Regions from separate parts of the Homo sapiens genome. Here region 2 is linked to region 1. Evidence: read pairs that join two places in POLR2A ChIA-PET (ENCODE). Cell type or tissue: endothelial cell of umbilical vein. All regions are shown on one strand. Each heading gives the region's core, and the rest is flanking DNA. Links, peaks and the distances in the headings are about the cores only. Region 1 overlaps DYRK1A (dual specificity tyrosine phosphorylation regulated kinase 1A). Region 2 overlaps CHAF1B (chromatin assembly factor 1 subunit B).

Evidence for each region. Peaks named below come from ENCODE experiments on the same cell type or tissue, not always from the same donor. Only the 100,000 strongest peaks of a DNase experiment are listed, where the experiment ranks them.
Region 2: POLR2A ChIA-PET joins it to region 1 with 5 read pairs; 2 of 35 experiments call an interaction of 5 or more read pairs at or near these places.

Annotation. Positions count from the first base shown.
Region 1 is chr21:37,367,069-37,379,246 of GRCh38, reverse strand. It overlaps DYRK1A (dual specificity tyrosine phosphorylation regulated kinase 1A), which reads right to left. Exons shown (of 12, transcript NM_001347721.2): 1 at 11,619-12,178. Among named protein-coding and RNA genes, the nearest start is that of DYRK1A, 6.4 kb to the right of the region's middle. RefSeq lists silencers at 10,972-11,251, 11,362-11,501, 11,742-11,821, 12,012-12,161 and an enhancer at 11,164-12,088. In endothelial cell of umbilical vein, for the core only: no CTCF peak of the experiment used is centred there; DNase peaks (open chromatin) are centred at 4,246 and 4,996; H3K27ac peaks cover 2,758 bases.
Region 2 is chr21:36,391,179-36,403,356 of GRCh38, reverse strand. It overlaps CHAF1B (chromatin assembly factor 1 subunit B), which reads right to left. Exons shown (of 14, transcript NM_005441.3): 4 at 11,689-11,806; 5 at 8,707-8,810; 6 at 5,846-5,942; 7 at 3,752-3,836; 8 at 506-599. Among named protein-coding and RNA genes, the nearest start is that of CHAF1B, 12 kb to the right of the region's middle. In endothelial cell of umbilical vein, for the core only: no CTCF peak of the experiment used is centred there; no DNase peak of the experiment used is centred there.

The sequences.
Region 1 (12,178 bases), core at 2,982-7,981:
CCTTCCAAACCCTCCTTCTTACAGTGTCACCTCCCTCCAACCCACAGATCTGTCCTAATCCCTGCTGAAAAACCCTCAATCGCCCCAAATTCATATCTTTATAATATTAAGACTCAACCCCACTCTCATGTCCACAAGTGTCCCCTTCACTCCCTGAGCATACCAAACTCACTCTCCCTCCCTCTCTCCCTCATCTGATGCTCCAGGGATATGACTCTGTCATTCTTCAAAGTCACCTTCATTTCCCACCACCACCCATTGCCCACATGACTTCCTCCAATAGACTGTCAAGTCCTCAGGTTCCACCATAAAAAGCCCATCCATCCACTCTTCAAGATCGAGACCCAGTCCCATCTCCACAATGCACACTCGAATCCCCATAATTGTCTTACTTCCTGTGCTCTTCTAGCTCTCCACATGTCAACCCCTCTAACTGTTAACGGCCATGGTCTTATCTGTGTTCAAGTTTTCCTGTATTGACACACCTATCTCAACATTAAAAGCAGATGTAACCAAACCTTATTCACTTTTATAATCAAAAGCTTCTACCACGACTCATATCTCATACAGAGGACATGCAAATGTTCACTCAATTGAAGAAGAACAAGAGCCCCCTTTTCTGTAGGCATTTACAATTTATCAAAACATCAGTTATTCAATCAACAGAGTAACGAAATAAAGGGAACCCAAAAAATACTTTTGTTTTGTTTTTCGAGATGGAGTTTCGCTCTTGTTGCCCAGGCTGGAGTGCAATGGCGTGATCTCCGGCTCACCACCACGTCCGCCTCCCAGGTTCAAGCAATTCTCCTGCCTCAGCCTCCCCAGTAGCTGGGATTACAGGCATGTACCACCACACCCGGCTGATTTTGTATTTTTAGTAGAGACAGGGTTTCTCCATGTCGGTCAGGGTCGTCTCAAACTCCCAACCTCAGGTGATCAGCCCACCTCGGCCTCCCAAATTGCTGGGATTACAGGTGTGAGAAACCATGCCTGGCCCCCAGGAAATACTTTAACTATAACATACATCTGATGAAGAATGAATTATTTTGTTATTTAAAATAAAAATCTTATAGTACAACTTAAGGTGTTCAAACTCAGTCATAATTAAAGAAATGCAAATCCAAACAACTAGACATCATTATTCACCTATTACATTCACAAAAATCTAAGGTAACAACAGTGTTGGTGAGATTTGAGAAACTATACACTCTCAGACACTGCTGGTGAAAGCATAAACTACTGCTACTTTTCTGGAAGACAATATGGCAACATATATTCAAATATCCATATACCTGGTGAACCAGCCACTTTCCTTATAAATAGACATCCTATGGCCAATACTCACAGAACACAACTATACATGCAAGGAAGTACGCACCAGCATTGTTTAAAAGAGCAAAAATATGAACTTAAATGTCCTTTAATGCAGTCTGACTAAACAGAGGTACAACCATAGAACAGAATACTTTCCGACCATTAAGAACAATAGAGGCTGGGCAGTGTCTCACAGCTGCACTGTGAGAGGACAAGACAGGAGGATCACTGAGGCCAGGAGTTCAAGACCAGCCTAGGCAACATAGCAAGACTATGTCTCAACAAAAAATTTAAAAATTAGCTGGGTGTGGTGGTGTACACCTATAATCTCAGCTACTCAGGAGGCTAAGGTGAGAGGATCGCTTGAACCCAGGAGGTCAAGGCTGCAGTGAACTATGATCATGCCACTGCACTTCAGCCTCAGTGACAGCGAGACTCTGTCCCAAATTTTAAAAAATGGGAGCTCTGTGAGCTGACATGGAAATATTTCTAACATAGGTCAAGTAAAAAAAAATGCGGGGCACGGTGGCTCAAGCCTGTAATCCCAGCACTTTGGGAGGCCGAGGTAAGCGGATCACGAGGTCAGGAGATGGAGACCACCCTGACTAACATGGTGAAACCCCATCTCTACTAAAAATACGAAAAATTAGCCGGGCGTGGTGGCAGGGGCCTGTAGTCCCAGCTACTCGGGAGGCTGAGATAGGAGAATGGCGTAAACCCAGGAGGCGGAGCTTGCAGTGAGCCGAGATTGCGCCACTGCACTCCAGCCTTGGGGAAAGAGCGAGACTCCGTCTCAAAAACTAACTAAATAAATAAAAAGCTTAAGTTGCAAAACTGTGTGTTTAGTATGTCTGATCCCATTTGGTTTGGATTTTAAATACACAGACACTGTGTACATACACACACACACACCTGTCTATGCACTTAAAAATAATGGAATCATACATAGTTTTCTAACACAATACATACTAAAAGTATAATATATATAATTGTGTGTGTATATATACACATGCATACATTTCTGGTAGGAAAAACTGAACAGTTATTATTATGGAACATGAGAAGGGGGAAATGATCTGCTATCATTCCACAGAGCTTGTTTTTTTAAACTATATACTACTTGTGGATCTCTTTAAAAACTAGAATATCCTAGATGATCAGAACCGTACCTTATATGTTTGATAACACTGCTCAAATACGGGCCCTAACAAATAAGACAGTAAGAAAACAGGGACACTCCCTCTAGTCCAGTAGTTAATCAAGCGCAGGGTCCTAGGCAGAATTACCCACAGTGCCATTACCAACACTCTCAGTGATAGGAAGCCATCGAAGCAAGCTAACACTACCAACCTCTGGCCACCAGAGAATACTCACATGAACCTTCCCATGACCATACCACAAGGTGATATTTCTTAAACATACCCTTAAAAAAAAAATTGAGACGAAGTCTCACTCTGTCGCAGTGGCACGATCTCAGCCCACTGCAACGTCCGCTTCCAGGGTTCCAACAATTATCCTGCCTCTGCCTCCCAAGTACCTGGGACTACAGACACTCACTACTGCACCTGGCTAATTTCTGTATCTGTAGTAGAGATGGGGGTTTCACCATTTTAGCCAGGCTGGTCTCGAACTCCTGACCTCGTGATCCACTCGCCTTGGCCTCCCAAAGTGCTGCGATTACAGGCATGAGCCACTGCGCCTGGCCTAAACATACCCTTCATTTTTCTCAGTAAAGGGCACATGGACTGTGTTCTTCCCTCCTTTCCAAAACATTCTTAGTGCAGGCATCATTCTGATTTCTGGACTGACACCTGCACTAAGCAGCTGTTCTCCCCTTTGACCACTCCCAGTGGAACTCCTCCCAGCACTCAGACTCTCTCTTCTCTCTGCCAAGCCATTCTGTCATTCTGTTCTTCATCTCCTCGTCTGCTTGTGGGGCCTGCGGTTTCAGGTTTATATTGGTATAGGAAGAGGGGGGCTTGGCGGGCCAAAAGGCAACTTTTGGGTGCAAAAACAGGCATGCCTGTTCCAATTTAGGGCTATGGGTTTTCAGGCTAGATCTAATAATAATAACTGATACAAATAAAGTGTTAACCTCATAACAGGTAAAGAATATTCCTCCAGGGCTGGGTGTGGTGGCTCACACCTATAATCTCAACACTTCGGGAGGCCAAGGTCAGGAGTTGGAGACCAGTCTGACCAACATAGTGAAATCCCGTCTCTACTAAAAATAACAAAAAATTAGTCGGGTATGTGACAGGCACCTGTAATTCCAGCTACTCGGGAGGCTGAGGCAGGAGAATTGCTGGAACCCGGAAGGCGGAGGTTGCAGTGAGCCGAAATTGTGCCACTGCACTCCAGCCTGGGTGACAAAAGTGAAACTCCATCTCAAAAAAAAAAAAAAAAAAAAAAAGTAATATTCCTCTAGGAATATTCTAATTTTAAAATTTTAAACTAGAGAATTCCAGATTTTATCTTAATCTAATGAAATGAATTCCAACAGTGAAAATTACAAGCAACCTAAAAGGAAAGTAGTAATTTGAGGACAAGAACTACCTTTGTTCCTTCTAATCATGTCAAGTAAGTAGCTGCCTATACATCTATTCTAATGCTGTATATACATTGCCCACAATAGTGCTGATACTAACAAAACCTTACTTAAAACCTTCAGCTTTTCACCTTTAAATATTCACTTAACCTTTAAACATTCACTTGAGTATTTAAATATTCACATTATTTTTCTATAGGGCAAAAAGGACAACTGGGCCAACCATTCACTAGACATAAGCTCCCACATTAAAAGCCACATACTTACTTTAAGATGATAACTATTCCTATAAAATCCCACTGCACTCTGTACACCTTGTCCTTTATTCCCTCTTCTGTAGAAAGAACAAAGAACGAAGAGTCAGGAAAAACAATGCTAGTCCCAGGCCTGCTTATTCTGAGGCACTGATTAGTCACTCAGCTTCTCTGCACCCACTTCCTTCTCTAATATGTGAGAAATGAACTTTATTGGTGTTTCTCAAAATGTTCCTACTGCATCAGGATTACCTGGAGTCCTTAAGAAAACAGATTCCAGCTAGGCCCAGTGGCTCAAGCCTGTAATCCCAGCACTTTGGGAGGCCAAGGCAGGCGGATCACGAGGTCAGGAGATTGAGACCATCCTGGCTAACACAGTGAAACCCCGTCTCTACTAAAAATACAAAAAAATTAGCCAGGCGTGGTGACAGGCGCCTGTGGTCCCAGCTACTTGGGAGGCTGAGGCACAAGAATGGCGTGAACCCAGGAGGCGGAGCTTGCAGTAAACCGAGATCGCACCACTGTACTCCAGCCTGGGCGACAGAGCGAGACTCTGTCTCAAAAAAAAAGAAAGCAGATTCCAGAGCATCACTCTAAACCTACAGAAAGAGAGGCATCTGAGCTTGGAAATCTCTTAACTTTGACAAGTTCTCCAGAAGACTGTTTGGGAACCATTAGTTTTCCCAAGTCTGTACTAGAGCTAATAATATTTCATAGTTTAAGGGAATCTTAGATATTTATATTTCTCTTTTTTCAAATCCACAGGAATTCAAGAGGAACATACTAGATAGTAAATGTACGTTTAAATATCTCTGCTATCATCCTTCTTGCAGTGTTCGGTGACTCAAATCTTTATGACATCCTGACAACATGCGAGTGTTATTGTAGCATTGTTTGCTGAGGGTATGAGCAAGAAGACATTCAGTTGGTCCAGTGGACTATTAACACTAAATGCAAAAGCTCAGATTTCAAATATTGCTTACGTGATACAAGCACAGCAATCAAGAACCATGTTTCTATCAGAAAATAAAGCGTCAGTAAAATAACTGTTATTAGACCCAAAATCCCTTCACTACTAAAAGTATAGCTACATTTTTCTAATCTGACCACTTACTTATATTTTGCATAACGGTCTATTTGAATTCACATACCATAGTTTAAAAAATTAATGATTAAATACAGAAAATAAACTTATTAACTAATGCAATCCATTGTATTTTCAAAGTCTATTTCTGGAAGCTTCTCCCAAAACATTTTGAAGTGTAACAGGCAATGTTTAATCATCCCCCATTCTCCCCTTCTTCAGTAGACCCAAATTTTCAGCCAAATAGTCACCTATCAAAGACCACATATCCCAGACTCCTTTGTATCTAAACATGGCCACATGACTAAGTTATGACCAATAGGGTATGAAGAAAAATCATGTATGCAACTTCCAGGTTTGTCTTTAAAGGGATGGAATGTGCCTTCCCAAAATCCTATTCCTGGACTGTGGATGTAGTGAGAAACTGCCTTGTACTATGAAGAAAATGGTAAGCACAGGAAAGCAACAAGACAGAAGGAACCAAGCTCCCTCACATCGTGGTGCCACCATATCAGCCTTAGATAAGTTATACTGTTGTTTTATGAAGGAAAAATAAATTTCTCGTTTAAGCCACTGTATTTAGTCAGAAACAGGCCCATCTACATTCTAACTGGTACATATAAGAAAGCTTAAATTTATCGTAACTCTTAAATATTAGCTACCAACCAACTCAGCAAAGCTAAAATTCTATACTCTTAAGTCACAATAGAGCTTCCTACTGAATAACCCCATTACTGAGATTATTGCTACTGTGCCATTTTATATTTATATGGCATTTTACACTTCAGCACTTCATTATAGTGTCTCATTTCACATTCTCAAAATCCTGGGCAGGGCAGCCGGTGCTATCTATATCTGGCATACAGGATACTGAAGCGAGGAGAAGCTGTTTTGCCCAAGATGACATGGCTAAGGAGTGGTAGTCAGGAAGGATTCAACATACAGGTTCCGCATTCTATCATTCTATGAATCTAAACCCCCTATGTGCCAGGCACTGGAGTTACAGCCATGATCAAGAAAAACTTCTTCCTGTCCAAATGGACTTTAAAATTTAATGGAGAAATTAAATTTACAATTATATTAAATGAAATTTAATGAACAATTATATATAAGAACATATATGAATAATCATATTTGCAGTAAGGGTTGCAAAGAAAAACAAATGGTCCTGCTTGGCCAAAAAAAAGAATGCATGGCCAAGGAAGACTACCTGGTTTGGGGAAGGCCTCTCTGAAGAAAATATTTATGCTAGGATCACAGAATGAGCATGAATGAAGATGAGGAGAGAAAAAAGGAGGAGAAAGAAATCCATGAAGAAATGTACATGCATTATCTCAATTTTCACAAGATTCCTATGCTAATTACTATCAACCTCATTTTACAGATGAGGGAACTGATGTTTGGTGAAATCACTGTACCTAAAGTCACACAGCCAACAGAACCTGTTGAGACTCAGATCAGCCAGATTCTGGAGCCTCTGTTCATGGTTTCATGGGCAGGGGATCTTTCCACAGTATCATGCTGCCTCAACTGCTGTCTATAACTGGATAGCAAGCAGACAGACAGATGTCACAGTTCAAACCTTTTTTTTTTTTTTTGAGACAGTGCTCCACTCTGTCACCCAGGCTGGAGTGCAGTGACACAATCTCAGCTCACTGCAACCCCCCACCTCCCAGGCTCAACTGATCCTCCCACCTCAGTCTCCTGAGTAGCCTGGACTACAGGTGGCACTAACACACCTGTTTTTTTTTTGTTTTGTTTTGTTTTTTGAGACAGGGTTTCACCATGTTGCCCAGGCTGGTTTCGAACTCCTGGCCTCAAGTGATCCGCCCACCCTGGCCTCCCAAAGTGCTGAGATTACAGGTGTGAGCCACCACGCCAGGCCTCAAGCATCTTTTTACCCAAATACATGGGTGCCAAGATGCAAGCCTTAACCATACATGTCCATAACATTTTACGGACATGCAAAAGCTTTTGTGAAAAACCCAGAAGAGAAAATGCATAGCTCTGGTAGAAGAACCAACTGCCAAGATGTCGAAATGGCTCTATATTATCAAATAATATAGATAATGATAATACGGAAAAGCTTTTTGTGAAAGCTTTTTTAAAAATTAAAAAATCAAATCTTGTCATTGGAAATGTTATACACTCAAGAAAAATTAGGGGGTTATTTAATGAACAGGGATGTTATTTAAAATAGAGTTGATGCTGAAAGCCAGTTTCATTCTATGTTAAGCCAGTTCACTGGGCCCCCCCCAAAAATCAATTAAAACAAACTTTTCTAACATGGGGAGATAAAACAAGAATATTCACTGACAAGAACAAAGACACATTTTAAGCTATTACTCACTATGTATCAGATATGAGCATCTGCCCCAAACCAAAAAAAAATTATGTAACTTGTCAAAACCTAGTTTTAACAGTAATACAAACTTTTAAATATCGCTTTCTAGAAGAGAAGATACATAGCTCTGGTATAAGAACCAATTGCCAAGACACCAAAATGGTTCTACATTAGCAAAACATATATGCCCAAAAGAAACCACACCATTTCACGTGTTCAACGTAGGGTATTATCACCAATAAACAATTCTCACTCGTTTTAGTACTCTGGAAGTAGGATTTCAAAGCAAAAGCTTAACTTTTTAAATACCTAGCTGGCTTACGCAGTGCAATATTTCCAAATCATTTTGTTTCCATATAAAAAAATAATAATCAAACTAAGGCTGCTGGTAGCCAGTATTAACAAATAAGATCTTTCTTCAATTACCCAATATGAACGAACCTTCAATGATTATTTTAGTCACATGAAGTCTACATTTCACTTTCAAACACTCTATGGTAAACTTTACAACTCTAGCTTAAAATTGTAGCACTGACATAAGGCAAGATTTCAAAAAGCTTTCTTCATTTGGGAGCAACTGAGGAGAAATTTTAGGTAATTTAATATAATTTGCTGATTTTTCCAAGTAATTAAACACAAATTTTAACTCTCCAAACTTTTTAATCCAAAGTTGAGCAAGCTTTGGGTCATAAATTACCACCTCTCTAGCCATCAGAAAATTGCCCAACAGTCAAGATAACATCTGGTAAAAAGTCTTTTAAAAGGCAAAACCACCATATATACATAAGGTGCTATTACACTGGTCACACAATTCACTTTCACAGAGCAAACTGTTAGTATCAAGTTTCAGGAAACATTACTAATAGTTTCACGTAATATCTTTACTTCTAAATCGAAAATAGACGAACATATATGGAGGTAAAATCACCAAAACACTCAACAGAAAGTAAAGATTCTTGGTTCAGTTTAAATAACTGCTTATGATTACTACAAAATAAGACTAACACAACTTTGGGGATGAGGAACTAAATTCTTGATAAAGACTTTCTGGAAGTTTTTGGGTTTTGCTGGGTTTAGATAAGTTTTTTCTTGGGGAGGGGTGAAACTGCTTCCTGTGTGTGTACAGGAAACGTGAAAGCCTTCTCAAATATGAGGAAAGCTAATGCCAAAGCAAAGACAAACTGGCACACGCCTAATCACAAATACCAAGAAAGTCACAAGTGAAGCCCACTCTTCTACTAATCTTGTGTTCAGTGGCACAAGATTATAAGGCAATTCCCTTCTCGCCTATAATACAGTTAATTCTATCCACATTTTCTTCTCATAACTAGATACTTGTCAACCATAAACAGACACACGAAAACACCTCAGGGCAGCCTAAATTTCCAAGCTATTTCTTAAAAAAAAAAAAAAGGTTTTCAAGTGAAAACAAAGATTCAATCCAAATTAACACTTCGTGTAGTTACAAAACAAAATGCATGCCAAAGGTCACTGTATACCATGTTTATAACAAGGTATCTTGAATTTTCCTTTTGCAGATAGTCATAGCCCTCTAAAAACCTAATGTAAATTACCTAAATACATTGTTGCAGTTACCTAGGCCTCTCCACCCCCATATCTTTAAGTCATAAACAGTAACTCTCCATAAGTAACACGAAGGAGCAAACATCAGACAATATTTTGGAGGGGAAAAAAAATTTAACAAATGGTCGTTTTTACTGTCCACATTCCCTAACAAGACATTACACTAATATGGAATGTTTTAAATTATCTTAAATGTTACTGCCTCTAAAAAACTGGACTTATTTTTAGATATCTTGCACACAATAATGTGTTAAGTTTCTAATAGGTTCCACCAAAATATTGTTAAAAGGTTTAAGAGATGATCTTATACTTAGATCTCAAAACAAAGATCTCACTAGGTCATTTAGTCCATTTCCCACCCCTACCAATAATTACCATTCATTCAGGTCTATTCCTTCAAATATTTTTTCAACACCCACCAGGTAAAAAGGAGTGTGCCTTCATGGCGCAAACACAAGGGGTGACCCTTCCTCCTGCAATAATCTCTGAGCTTATGCCTCTCGAGGTAAAAATGAACTTTTTACAAGAGAACTTTTTACTAGTCTTAACAAGAGAACTAGGTGTAGACATTGACAGAAATCCTTAACTTTCTGGCATGGTTTGAAGTATAAATAAATTTGGACAGCTACCATAAACACCACTGCTATACCAGGGAAAATCCTCCAAAGTACTGGGATACCTGAAGTATGCGTAAAAAATCTTGACTATAATCAAGTAAGCTTTTTTCATAACCAGTTTCTTTGAAATGATCTTCTGCAGCTTAAAACCTTAACACATGAAACTTTAGTTCTGGTCTCACATTTTTAAAAGTCTACTTGAAAACAATATTATCCTAAAGTAACTGATCAAGACATGAGAAATTAAACAACACAAAAGCTAAAGGTAATTCCCCTGAGTTATTAAAACACCTCAAAATCAAAATGCTAAATATATTCATTAATACTTTGGACACATAAACTATAAAAGGGTCACAGAGGAACCCTTAAGCATTCAAAGAATAACTAAAAATAACTTTACACAAAACTTTCTTATGACTCATCAATACTCAAAAAATGACTATAATCAAAATTGTTTGAAGTACAAAACACATCAAGGAATATCTTTAATTCCTTTCATTCAAAAATTGACTACATAGTTTTCTTGGGGGGGGAAAGGCCTGAAAAGTTTATTAACAGGCCTCATCACCATTACCTTACCTTTTGGCCTCGGCAAGCCACAAAGGTAATTCCACGCTAAAAACCTTACGGGGACACATCTCTAGGTTAGAACCCTGAGTCATTAAACACGAATCACTCCAAAATTTGCCAGTATTTCTAATAATGAGTTACACCCTAATGATTCACAACTCCAGACTGGCTACAGCCTTCTGGCTCCTGGAGTCCCAGCTGTATGACCTTAGACCAGTCAGTGCCCCTCTCCAGACTCACTCTCCTCATCTATAAAATGGGAACAGTTCCTACCGGCTGGGCAAGCTGGTCGATCCACTGAAAACCCTAAAAACAGAGCCTGGCACTTGTGAAAACAACGTTCTAAGGCGTATTTTCTGACAATTTGGGCGGAATTCAAGAACCAAATGGTGCTAGCATTCCTGCGCTGTGCCCAGATTATGGGATTCGTGTCACCTAGGGTTGGGCGAAAGGCACAGGCAAGTAACCAGAGTCACTGACTCACTAATTTTACCATTTTTAACTATTTCAGATTAGGGAGGAGCCTTTCGCCAAGTACTGAGCTACTCAGCAGCTTTGGTGGCTCCGAAGCGAGAGTGGGTTTGTGCCTATAAATAGACTGGTGAAGTTTTGTGGCGATACACAGGTATCTATTCTAATTCACCTCTCCTCAGCCACCAACTCCCCCGGCTGCCGGGCAGGTCATCCCTCCACCCCGAGCCGCCGGGGACACTCGCGCTCCCCGCCCAACTTCGGAGGCCAGTGAGTGCCCCTCGCTCCAGCGCGGACCCCCAGGGCCGCCGAGGCAGCGGCTCCCGACCTTCGCCGGCGCCCGGCCCGGCCCGGCCCCGCCGTCCTCGCCCACCCGGCAGCCGGCCCCATTTTCTTAACCCGTGCATTGTCCTTGCGAATCACCCCGGCGGTTCCCACACTGGTGGGGACCGAGAGGAGGGACGAGGGAGGAGCTGGGGGAAGAGGATGAGGAGGAAGAGGAGGAGGAGGAGGAGGAAGACAACCTCCACCCCTTCGCTCGGGCGGCCAGTGAAGGTCTGGCGCTGTCTACGGCCCCCCAGGCCCCGGCTCCCGGGAGGCCGCGGCCCCCGCTCCCACCCTCCGCAACTTTCCCTCCGCTCGCGCCCGCCGCTCCTCCGGGACCCGGCCTGAGGCTCCCTCCCCCGGCGGCCGGCCCTGGGCCCGCGGCGCCTCCTCCTAAAATGGCAGGTCCCTCCCTCCGCCCGGCCGGCCTCGGCTCCGGCCCGGCTGCGGGCCGCCGGGGGAGCCGAGCGCCAGGCCGGGCGGGGCCGCGGCCGGGCCGGACACTCACCGGGACGATGGCGGGGCGCTCGCGCCGCTTCCTCCGGTGAGTCTCAGCCTCGGGCTCCCGCGCCGCGCTCCCGCCGCGGCCTCCGCAGCCAGCGCCGCCCCGGCAGCCTCTCTCCGCCCCCGGCGCTCCGGCTCCTGGCCGCGCCGCAGCCTGCTCAGTCTCTCCTCGGCTCGCGGTTCCAGCGGCGCCCGGGGCCGGGGAGGCGACAGCCCCCTCCCCGGCAAATACCGCAGTCCCCGGGCCCCGATTCCAGGCGGCGGGGCCGCACGGCCGGCCCGGCGCAGAGGGCGGCGTCGGCGAGGCCGGGCGCCGAGCGGCGGCTGCTGCCGGCGGCTTCTTCCCGAGGAGGATTTTGTAAATCTCACAAAATGGCGCGCGCTCCGAACCTGCGCAGCGAGAAGCGCCGGGGCCCGGGCGGCGGCGGCGGCTCCTCCGCCAGGAGAGCCCGAACCGCCCGCCCCCGAGTCCCCGCACAGACAGACAGACACTCGCACACACCCGCACACTCGCGCGCACAATCGCCCTCGCACACGCTCCCTCGCACACACACTCGCACTCAC
Region 2 (12,178 bases), core at 3,762-8,761, 980 kb after region 1:
GTCTCCCAAGTGGCTGGGATTACAGGGTATGCGCCACCACATCATTAATTTTTGTATTTTTAATAGAGAGGGTGTTTCACCATGTTGGCCAGGCTGGTCATGAACTCTTGACCTCAAGTGATCCGCCCGCCTCAGCCTCCCAAAGTGCTGGGATTACAGGTGTGATCCACTGTGCCCAGCCAAAAGTTAAATTTATCTAAGAGAAAATGCCTATCATTTTAAACTCATTACTCCCAAACTTTTCTGCACATTACAATCACTTGGAAATCTTCTTAAAATTCCAAAAGCCAGGCCACCCAGACCAATTACATACACTACAATCTCTAGGGATGGGACATAGGCACCAATGTGTTTTTTGAAGCTCTCCTGGAGGTTCCAATGGGCAGGTAAGTCGGGGACCCCCACTCTAATCAGCATTCACTGAGCTGATAAGCTGCAGCGTAAAACGGGAGCAGACATCCCCACTCGGCCATCATTCCTTTAAGTCCAAAGCTACGAAACACACCTGGCGTGAGAAGCAAAGATCCGTCGGGAGTGAAACTCAGTCTACGGAAGAAAGACTTCATGCTGTCGTCGTGAAACATCCGGTAGCTTCTTGCCTGTCGCACACAAAATTTATTTTTATTATTTTTTTTGTTTGTTTTCTACACACAAAGCTTAAACATTTTTCCAAATCTTTACACTCACAAATAAACGCTTCCCAACTGCTATATGTGCCTATGGTTTTCTTTACATAGTGTCATTTATTGTTGACATAATCATAAATGAAACTGAAACACATTACAAATCAAATAATTGTACAACACTGCAAGGGTAAACATTCATGAAAACTGACCACACATTTTTGTTAGGTAAAGCTATATGTATATATGTGTGTTTTATGTGGTTCTAAAATTATTTTTAAAAACTCTTAAGAACACAAACCACAGGGTCAATAGTGGCATGTCTGGGGCCTGAGACTGGCAGACAGTGGGAAGATGACCAGGAGACCTCTGCTTTCTATCTGTGTGGATTCATTAGAATTTCCAACTGAATGCACTCTTTAGATACAGAGTCTCGCTCTGTCACCCAGGCTAGAGTGCAGTGGCGCAATCATAGGTCGCTGTAACCTAGAACTTCTGGGCTCAAAGCAATCCTCCCGTCTCAGCCTCCTGGGACTACAGGCACATGCCACCACATCCAGCTATTAACAAATGCACCCTTTAAAAAAAGAAAATAGTGGATTATTAAACTGGTAATCATTAATCTTTTAAAACAACATTTCTTTAACACCTGTCTGGGACAGTTTTTACTACTATTTATAAACATCAAGCATTTGCCAGACATGGTGGCTCACACCTGTAATCCCAGCACTTTGGGAGGCCAAGGCGGGCGGATCACTTGAGTCCAGGAGTACGAGACCAGCCTGGCCAACATAGCAAAACCCCATCTCTACTAAAAATACAAAAATTATCTAAGTGTGGTGGCACACGCCTGTAATCCCAGCTTCTCGGGAGGCTGAGGCAGGAGAACCGCTTGAACCCAGGAAGCAAAGGTTGCAGTGAGCCAAGATCGTGCCACTGCACTCCAGCCTGGGTGACAGAGCCAGACACTGTCTCAACAAACAAACAAGCATTTAATTCTTAAGAACACAAGGAAGCCGGCATTACTATTCATATATATATATATGTAATAGATATATTTTTATATATATAAAATATATAATATAAAAATATATATTATATATAATATAAAAATATATATTATGTATAATATAAAATATATATTATGTATAATATAAAAATATATATTATGTATAATATAAAAATATATATTATGTATAATATAAAAATATATATTATGTATAATATAAAAATATATATTATGTATAATATAAAAATATATATTATGTATAATATAAAAATATATATTATGTATAATATAAAAATATATATTATGTATAATATAAAAATATATATTATGTATAATATAAAAATATATATTATGTATAATATAAAAATATATTATATATAATATAAATATATAACATATTAAAGTATATATTATATATAATATATACAAAAACATATATATACACATATTTTTTTTTGAGCCAGAGTTTCGCTCTTGTTGCCCAGGCTGGAGTGCAATGGCGCAATCTCGGCTCACCGCAAACTCCACCTCCCAGGTTCCAGTGATCCTCGTGCCTCAGCCACCGGAGTAGCTGGGACTACAGGCATGCGCCACTATGCCCAGCAAATTTCTGTATTTCTAGTAGAGACAGGGTTTCACCATGTTAGCCAGGCTAGTCTCGAACTCCTGACCTCAGGTGATCTGCCCACCTCTGCCTTCCAAAGTGCTGGGATTACAGGCTGAGCCACCGCACCCGGGAAGCATTACTATTCTTACTTCACAGGTGTGACCTCTCAGTGCCTGTCAGCGCCCAGCCCACACTGCCTTACCCTGGTTCCTTGGATGCATTTGCACCATGTCCCCGTGTGAAGCCAGTAACCAGCTTGCTCCCCGCACCTCGCTGCCTGCCTCGGTAGCCTTGATTCCTTTACAAAAAGGGTCCTATTTTCATTTGCCAATTATTTGAAAGTCAAAATCCTTCCTATTCCTAAATACCAGTGTTTTGGCTGGGTCTCTGCTGTCTGCTAGCAAAACTCTCTACCTACCTGCCAAGATAGTAAACTGCCTGCTGCCAGACAGATCCAACGCTCGACCTGCCTGTCTTCTGTTGCCTCGTGTAGGGATCTTCCCAGATCAGTAGTGACCAGCCCTTGCTATACCTGAGAATCATGGAGGCCCTGCTTACCTCCAGCCAAGTGAATCACGCCACTCAGGTTGGGGCCAAGGCATCCATATTTTTATTTTTATTTTATTTTTATTTATTTATTTATTTTGAGACTGAGTTTCGCTCTTGTCACCCAGGCTGGAGTGCAATGGTGTGATTTCAGCTCACTGCAACCTCCACCTCCCAGGTTCAAGCAATTCTCCTGCCTCAGCCTCCTGAATAGCTGGGATCACATGCATGCACCCGGCTAATTTTATATTTTTTGTAGAGACAGGGTTTCACCATGTTGGCCAGGCCAGTCCCAAACTCCTGACCTCAGGTGATCCACCTGCCTCAGCCTCCCAAAGTGCTAGGATTACAGGCATGAGCCATCATGCCCAGCCTTATTTCATTTTATTTTTGAAATCGAGTCTCGCTCTGTCGCCCAGGCTAGAGTGCAGTGGCATGATCTCCGCTCACGGCTAAGACCTCCGCCTCCCAGGTTCAGGTGATTCTCATGCCTCAGCCTCCCGAGTAGCTGGGATTACAGGCATGCACCACCACAGCTGGCTAATTTTTGCAATTCATTGAGATGGGGTTTGGCCATGTTGGCCAGGCTGGTCTCAAACTCCTGACCTCAAGTGATCCGCCCACCTCAGTCTCCCAAAGTGCTGGGATTCCAGTCATGAGCCACGGCGCCCGGCCAGCACCCATATTTGTAATTCTTCCCAGGTGATTCCACCGTGCAACCAGGGTTGAAAACCACTGTCCTGTCCTCCATCAGTGGCTCTACCCTGGTCTCCAGATGTCCCCATTTCCATACAGACTAGCCCACCACAGTAACTGAGCCTTGACTGTCCAAAAGGAAGCCTTATTGTAGTTCTGGAATCGGCTCTTTGTGGCCAGTGATTTGGCTGCAAGGGTATGGGAGGAGCTCATGACTTCCTAAGTCTCAGTTAAAGCGCTGCTGAAAAAGAATGGCAAAATATTTTATACCTCTCCTTCAGCCCCTATTCCAGACAGCATCTTCGAAACATTGAAAGCCACACGCTTCTTCTGTATACTGTATACTCGCAGCACCCTGAAGAAAGAACATGTCTGATTTACCACTTCTAGTAAATGAATTATGCTTCACACAGAAACAACTTATTACCAACAGCCTATTACCACCGCAACAGTTTTCAGCCTGCAAAAGCTTTTACCAATGATATTCACAACTGGGTAATTAAGAAGGAAGCAAGTATTAACAACCTAAAGGATATTACAGGCCGGGCGCGGTAGCTCACGCCTGTAATCCCGACACTTTGGGAGGCAGAGGCGGGTGAATCACTTGAGGTCAGGAGTTCGAGACCAGCCTGGCCAACATGGTGAAACCCCATCTCTACCAAAAATACAAAAAATTAGCCGGGCGTGGTGGTGGGCGCCTGTAATCCCTGCTACTCGGGAGGCTGAGGCAGAAGAATCACTTGAACCCGGGAGGCAGAGGTTGCAGTGCTGAGATTGTGGCACTGCACTCCAGCCTGGGCAACAGAGCGAGATTCTGTCTCAAAAAAAAAAAAAAAAAATTGGTAAGTCACATTACTCCCACTAGCTAATCAGATTGTTTTACTGATGACTGTCTGAATAAAACACACTTGTCAGAAAATAAATGGCATTTAGAATACAACAGAAGATTCTATGAAAAATAAACACTAACTCCTCCCTACCACTTTTATTCCAAGGCCATCTTATATTCAATTTGTTTTATTTAAAAGTAGTCAGATAAATATTCAAAAGGACTATTAAGTAATATAGGAGGCACTCCTCATTTTTTCTAACTCTTTGTTCCAACAATACAATTAAATGCAATTATGCCAGTAAACACGACAACAAGACTTCTTTTCAGAAAGCACAAAAATAGTTTATTTTTATATCCATTTAAATGGAGTCATTAAAATAACTGGGCTGGGCGAGGTGGCTCACGCCTGTAATCCCAGCACTTTGGGAGGCCAACGCAGGCAGGTCACCTGAGGTCAGGAGTTTGAGACCAGCATCGTCAATACGGTGAAACTCTGTCTCTACTAAAAATACAAAAATTAGCCAGGCATGGTGGTACACACTTGCAATCCCAGCTACTCAGGAGGATGAGGCAGGAGAATCGCTTGAACCTAGGAGGTGGAGGTTACAGTATGCCGAGATCGCACCACTGCATTCCAGCCAGAGTGACAGAGTGAGATTCTGTCTCAAAAAACAATTTAAAAAAAATAAAAATAAAAATCACCGTAGCACACCTGTAATCTTAGCACTTTGGGTGGCCAAGGCAGACAGATGGCTTGAGCTCAACAGTTCGCGACCAGCCTGGGCAACATGGCAAAATCCCATCTTTACAAAAAAATATAAAAATTAGCCGGGTGTGGTGGTGCACACCCGTAGTCCCAATTACTTGGGGGGCTGAAGCATGAGGATTGCTCGAGCCCAGGAGGTCAAAGCTGCAGTGAGCTGTGATTGCACCACTGCACTCCAGCCTGGGTGACAGAGTAAGCCCCTCTCTCAAAAAAAAAAAAAAATAGTAATAATAATAAAGATTTACTAAGTTCAGGGCGGGGCATGGTGGCTCATGCCTGTAATCCCAGCACATTGGCCAAGGCAGGCAGATCATTTGAGGTTAGGAGTTTGAGAACAGCTTGACCAACGTGGTGAAACCCTGTCTCTACTAAAAACACAAAAATTAACCGGGCATGGTGGCATGTGCCTGTAATCCCAGCTAATAGGGAAGCTGAGACAGGAGAATCGCTTGAAACCAGGAGGCAGAGGTTGCAGTGAGCTGAGATTGTGAGATTGCGCCACAACACCTGCCTGGGTGACAGAGTGAGACTGTGTCTAAAAAAAAAAAAAAAAAAAAAGATTTACTAAGTACAAACTTCGTGTAAGGCACTTGTCCTAATTAATTTCCAATTTCTGATTATGTTGTAAGAATGAGTATGAAAACAAGAACAAAAGAATCAAAGTTAGACTATGATAAATCTTGGCTAAGTTACGATAAATACCTCTCTTCAGAAAATTCCAAGTAAATACAAAGAAATTCCAAGTAAATGCCAAAGCTGAATTTACCTGTCACAGCTCAGAGTAGCAACATATTGACCCAAAGGGTCCCAGGTTACTCCTTGGACATAACTTTTATGTTCATTAAAAATTGATATCTTTTGTCCTACAAAAAAAACACACACACACGCACCAAAACAGCATTACCAAAACCTGTTTGAGCCCAAATAGTATAAACTATGACTTAAATATTATTCCCTTTACCACGCATCACTCAGCAGGCAGTAAGTGAGAGACTCTGTACTAAAACCCTGTGTCAGGCTCTGGGGTCACAAAGATGACTTCATGCAGTCCCCACCCTCAGGGAGCCCACAGATCAGACAGACCCATCAACAAGCAAGGATCACACATGTGGACCGGGGGAGGGGAGCTGACAGCACAGGGCGGAGGGTCTGAGAAGATCTAAGTTCAGTTCCCCAGGTCAGGCAGGATGAAGAGGGGATGAAGGGTGGAAGAAGGTATTGTCAGGGAATCCCTGGGTTAAAACAGCTTAGCGAAGTGAATATGGAGCAGGGAGAGGTAGCTGAGAACTGCTAATGGGTACAGAGGAGGGCCAAGAACAGAAGATAAGGAGGAAAGGAGAAGTATTACAGAGACCTTGTGTGTAAGGAAAAGGCTGTGAATTCAAGCTGAGAAGCTGTCTGCATTTTAAAGGTGAAACAGGTTTAGAAGATGACAAAGAGGGTCACTAGTTAGGAGGTGACCGAGTAGACCAGGAGAGAGATGAGGAGGGCCCAGAGCAGACAATGCGAACAGGGATGGAAAAGGGACTTCGGGGAAAATATTTAGCACACAGAGATCGCCTGCATAAAAAGACAAGAGAGTTATGAAGCCTTGGCCATTCCTTTTTTTTTTTCTTTTTTTTTTGAGACAGGGTGTGGTTCTGTTGCCCAGGCTGGAGTGCAGTGGCGCCGTCAGAGCTCACTGCAGCCTCAACTTCCCAGGCTCAAGAGACTTAGCAGCCCTAGTAGCTGGGACTATAGGCATGTACTACCACACCCAGCTAATTTTTGTATTTTTTTGGTAGAGAGAGGGTTTTGCCATGTTGCCCATGCTGGTCTTGAATTCCTAGGCTTGAGCAATCCTCCCAAAGTGCTGGGATTACAGGCCTGAGCCACTGTGCCTGACAAGTCATTCTTTTTTTTTTTTTTTTTTTTTTTTTGAGGTTTTTGGTGAGGTTCAGTAACAACCCATCACACTTATGATAAAACCTAAAATCCTGGCCAGTCGCAATGGCTCATGCCTGTAATCCCAGCACTTTGGGAGGCCGACGCAGGCAGATCGCTTCAAGTCAGGAGTTTGGGACCAGCCTGGCCAACATGGGCAAACCCCATCTCTTCTAAAAATACAAAAATTAGCTGGGAGTGGTGGCGGGCGCCTGTAATCCCAGCTACCTTGAGGGCTGAGGCAGGAGAATTGTTGAACCCGGGAGGCAGAGGTTGCAGTGAGCTGAGATCGCACCACTGCACTCCATCCTGGGGAACTGAGGGAGACTCCATCTAAAATAAAAAAAAAAACCACACAAAACAAGACAGAACGGAGGATGGAGGATGGCTTGGCTGGACAGCATGGTACTAAAAAGAGCAAAAATTTTTATAGACTGGATGAGAACTGGGCTGACACAGTGCTGCGGTGGCAGCCAACAACAACTGCCCTACCCAGGTACTTGAGTTGTAGAATTGGCAGGAAGAGGTTTGGGAGAAAACAAAGTTTGAGTAAAGGATGGCAGGGGATAAAAATGATTAGGAGTTAGCCATACTTGCTTTTGGCATTTCACAGCTATTTTCACACCACTATAACTTTTCACATGTCCACTGTCTCCCCAACTAGAGAACAGAATGTCCCTGGCTTTCCTTGATCTTCTAAAATGGAAACCTGATCCCACCTACCCCATCAACTAGCATGCAATGCCCTATAAATTATAAGTGACTTGTTAATCTTCCCGAGATCCTAACCTCCATAAAGGCAGGGCCCGGGCCTGTCATCTTATCTGCTGGCCCCACCATGTGGGATTTGCCTGGCTTCAGCATCAGTAACTTGCAGCACCAGTGCTAAGCCTCTTACCCTCTGACAATCCATAGCATATGGGACTAACCCCTATCCTGTTGAGCCAACCACCTACTTTAGTTCACTAAAACAATTTTTTGTGTTGCTTTTAAAGTTAAAGCAAGTAGGCCGGGTGTGGTGGCTCATGCCTGTAATCCCAGCACTTTGGGAGGCCGAGGCGGGTGGATCACCTGAGGTCAAGAGATAGAGACCAGACTGGCCAACGGTGAAACCCCGTCTCTGTTAATGATACAAAAATTAGCCAGGTGTGGTGGCAGACACCTGTAGTCCAGCTACTCAGGATGCTGAGGCAGGAGAATCGCTTGAACCCGGGAGGTGGAGATTTCAGTGAGCTAAGATTGTGACATTGCACTCCAACCTGGACAAGAGCGAAACTCCGTCTCCAAAAAAATAAAAATAAAAAATAAAGTTAAGGTAAGTTAGGGCCAGGGGCAGTGGTTCATGCCTGTAATCCCAGCACTTTGGGAGGCTGAGGCGGGCAGATCACCTGAGGTTAGGAGTTTGAGACCAGCCTGGCCAACATGATGAAACCCGTCTCTACTAAAAATACAAAAATTAACTGGGTGTGGTGGTGCATGCCTGTAGTCCCAGCTACTTGGGAGACTGAGGCAGGAGGATCGCTTGAATCTAGGAGGCAGAGGTTGCAGTGAACCAAGATCGCACCACTGCACTCCAGCCTGGGCGGCAGAGTGAGATCCTGTCTCAAAAAAAAAAAAAAAAAAAGTTAAAGCAAGTTAGACTTTTAGGCTTTTATAGATGCTTAGAATATTTCTTCCTGCTAATAACAAAAATATATCATTTACCTTTGCTGACATCCCATATGATGGCTGTGTTATCCACAGAGGCAGAAGCCATTAAATTCCCATCAGTTGCCCAGCAAATATCATACACATCTTCTAAGTGGCCCCTAGAATCCAAAAACAAAGAGGAAAAAAGCAATTACTCCCCAGGTATAGCAGCTTACCCCTGTAATCCCAGCACTTTGGGAGGCCAAGGTAGACAGACTGCCTGTGGTCAGGAGTTCAAGGCCAGCCTGGCTAACACAGTAAAATCCCATCTCTACTCAAAATACAAAAATCAGCCAGGTGCTGTGGCTCACGCCTGTAATCCCAGCACTTTGGGAGGCCGAGGCAGGCAGATCACAAGGTCGGGAGATCGAGACCATCCTGGCCAACATGGTGAAACCACGTCTCTACTAAAATACAAAAAATTAGCCAGGCGTGGTGGTGCACACCTGCAGACCCAGCTACTCAGGAGGGTGAGGGAGGGGAATCACTTGAACCTGGGAGGCAGAGATTGCAGTGAGCCAAGATCGCGCCACTACACTCCAGCCTGGCGACAGAGTGAGACTCCATCTCAAAAAAAAAAAAAAATTAGCCAAAAAAAAAATAGCCAGGTGTGGTGGCGCACACCTGTAGTCCCTGCTACTTGGGGGCTGAGGCAGGAGAATCCCCTGAACCCAGCAGGCAGAGATTGCAGTGAGCCAAGATCATGCCACTGCACTCCAGCCTGCGCAACAGAGTGAGACTCTGACTCTAAACAAAACAAAACAAAAAGCAATTATTAACTCAAAAACGGACAAGTTATCAAAAATATAAGGACAATCTCCAGAACTAAGCATTAAAATGAGATTCCAAAATTTCCACTGGCACTATATTAGCTATAGCTATAAAAAACTACTTTCAAGGATAGCTATATCTGACCGGTCGCAGTGGCTCACGCCTGTAATCCCAGCACTTTGGGAGGCCGAGGTGGGCGGATCACCTGAGGTTGGGAGTTTGAGACTAGCCTGACCAACATGGAGAAACCCCGTCTCTACTAAAAATACAAAAAAATTAGCTGGGCATAGTGGTGCAGGCCTGTAATCCCAGCTACTCGGGAGGCTGAGGTAGGAGAATCGCTTGAACCCAGGAGGCAGAGGTTGCGGTGAGCCGAGATCATGCCATTGCACTCCAGCCTGGGCAACAAGAGCAAAACTCCATCTAAAAAAAAAAAAAAAAAAAAAAAGGATAGCTGTATCTTTAAAATTGAATACTTTTTACTAAGAAAAATGTATAGCCGAAACTAAGAAAATCCATTTTAATTATGCTTTCATCCTTTAAAACTATTGTCTTAGGACTGTTTCATATAAATAAAACTTCTAAATTAGACCAGCCTGGGCAACATAGTGAGACCCTGTCTCCACAGAAATTTAAAAATCCTCTCCCTCTCCCTCTCCCTCCACCGTCTCCCTCTCCCTCTCCCGCTCTCTCCACAGTCTCCCTCTGATGCCAAGCCGAGGCTGGACGGTACTGCCGCCATCTCGGCTCACTGCAACCTCCCTGCCTGATTCTCCTGCCTCAGCCTGCCGAGTGCCTGGGATTGCAGGCGCACGCCGCCACGCCTGTCTGGTTTTCGTATTTTTTTGGTGGAGATGGGGTTTCGCTGTGTTGGCCGGGCTGGTCTCCAGCTCCTAATCGCGAGTGATCTGCCAGCCTCAGCCTCCCGAGGTGCCGGGATTGCAGACAGAGTCTCACTCACTCAGTGCTCAATGTTGCCCAGGCTGGAGGGCACTGGCGTGGTCTCCGCTCGCTACAACCTCCACCTCCCAGCCGCCTGCCTTGGCCTCCCAAAGTGCTGAGATTGCAGCCTCTGCCCGGCCGCCACCCCGTCTAGGAAGTGAGTAGCGTCTCTGCCCGGCCGCCCATCGTCTGAGATGTGGGGAGCGCCTCTGCCCCGCCGCCCTGTCTGGGAGGTGAGGAGCGTCTCTGCCCGGCCGCCCCGTCTGAGAAGTGAGGAGCCCCTCCGCCCGGCAGCCGCCCCGTCTGGGAAGAGAGGAGCCCCTCCGCCCAGCAGCCGCCCCGTCTGGGAAGAGAGGAGCATCTCTGCCCGGCAGCTGCCCCGTCCAGGAGGTGGGGGGCAGCCCCCGCCCGGCCAGCTGCCCCGTCCGGGAGGTGGGGGGCGCCTCTGCCCGGCCGCCCTGTCTGGGAAGTGAGGAGCCCCTCTACCCGGCCGCCACCCCGTCTGGGAGGTGTACCCAACAGCTCACTGAGAACGGGCCATGATGACGATGGCGGTTTTGTCGAATAGAAAAAGGGGAAATGTGGGGAAAAGATAGAGAAATCAGATTGTTGCTGTGTCTGTGTAGAAAGAGGTAGACATAGGAGACTCCATTTTGTTCTGTACTAAGAAAAATTCTTCTGCCTTGGGATGCTGCTAATCTATAACCTTACCCCCAACCCCCTGCTCTCTGAAACATGTGCTGTGTCAACTCAGGGTTAAATGGATTAAGGACGGTACAAGATGTGCTTTGTTAAACAGATGCTTGAAGGCAGCATGCTCCTTCAGAGTCATCACCACTCCCTAATCTCAAGTACCCAGGGACACAAACACTGCGGAAGGCCACTGGGTCCTCTGCCTAGGAAAACCAGAGACCCTTGTTCACTTGTTTATCTGCTGACCTTCCCTCCACTATTGTCCTATGACCCTGCCAAATCCCCCTCTCCGAGAAACACCCAAGAATGATCAATAAATACTAAAAAAAAAAAAAAAAAAAAAAAAAAAAAATTTAAAAATCAGCAGGGCATGGTAGCATGCACCTGTAGTCCCAGCTATTTGGGAGGTGAGAGGATCACTTGAGCCCGGGAAGTCAAGGCTGCAGGGTACTGTGATCACAGTACAGCACTCCAGCCTGGGCGACAATGAGACCCTATCTCAAAAGAAAAGAAAAAAAAAGTCAAAAGGTATATTCCATTTAATGCACTCATCGTAAACAGAGATCACTGCCATGGTCCCTCCCAAGTTACCGCAGAGTCTTCACAACCGTCCAGTTCTCCTTGTTCAGCTGGGCCTCGTCCTCATCCTGAAAAGCGATCTGCTCCGGCTCCTTGTTATCATTCACCTTCCACAATAGGATGACAGCATCTGCAGGGTGATTCAGTAACAGTGATCCACGCTTCACCCACACTCCTTCATATTAGGATTTTTATTTTCATTTTTTTTTTTTTTTTTGAGACGGAGTCTCACCCTGTCGCCCAGGCTGGAGTGCAGTGGCGCAATCTTGGCTCACTGCAACCTCTGCCTCCCAGGACCATCCTGGCTAACTGTCTCTACTAAAAATACAAAAAAATTAGCTGCATGTCAGGATTTTTAGGGTATTAAAACAACATTTATGTTGTTCAGTGGACACTATGGCCAGGATGATTTACTTCCAAGCATTTCAACAGGGAAAGTAGGCAAATTGCCTTCTGAGCTAAAACTCCAAAATCAAATTCATAACAGATCAGAGCTATACAA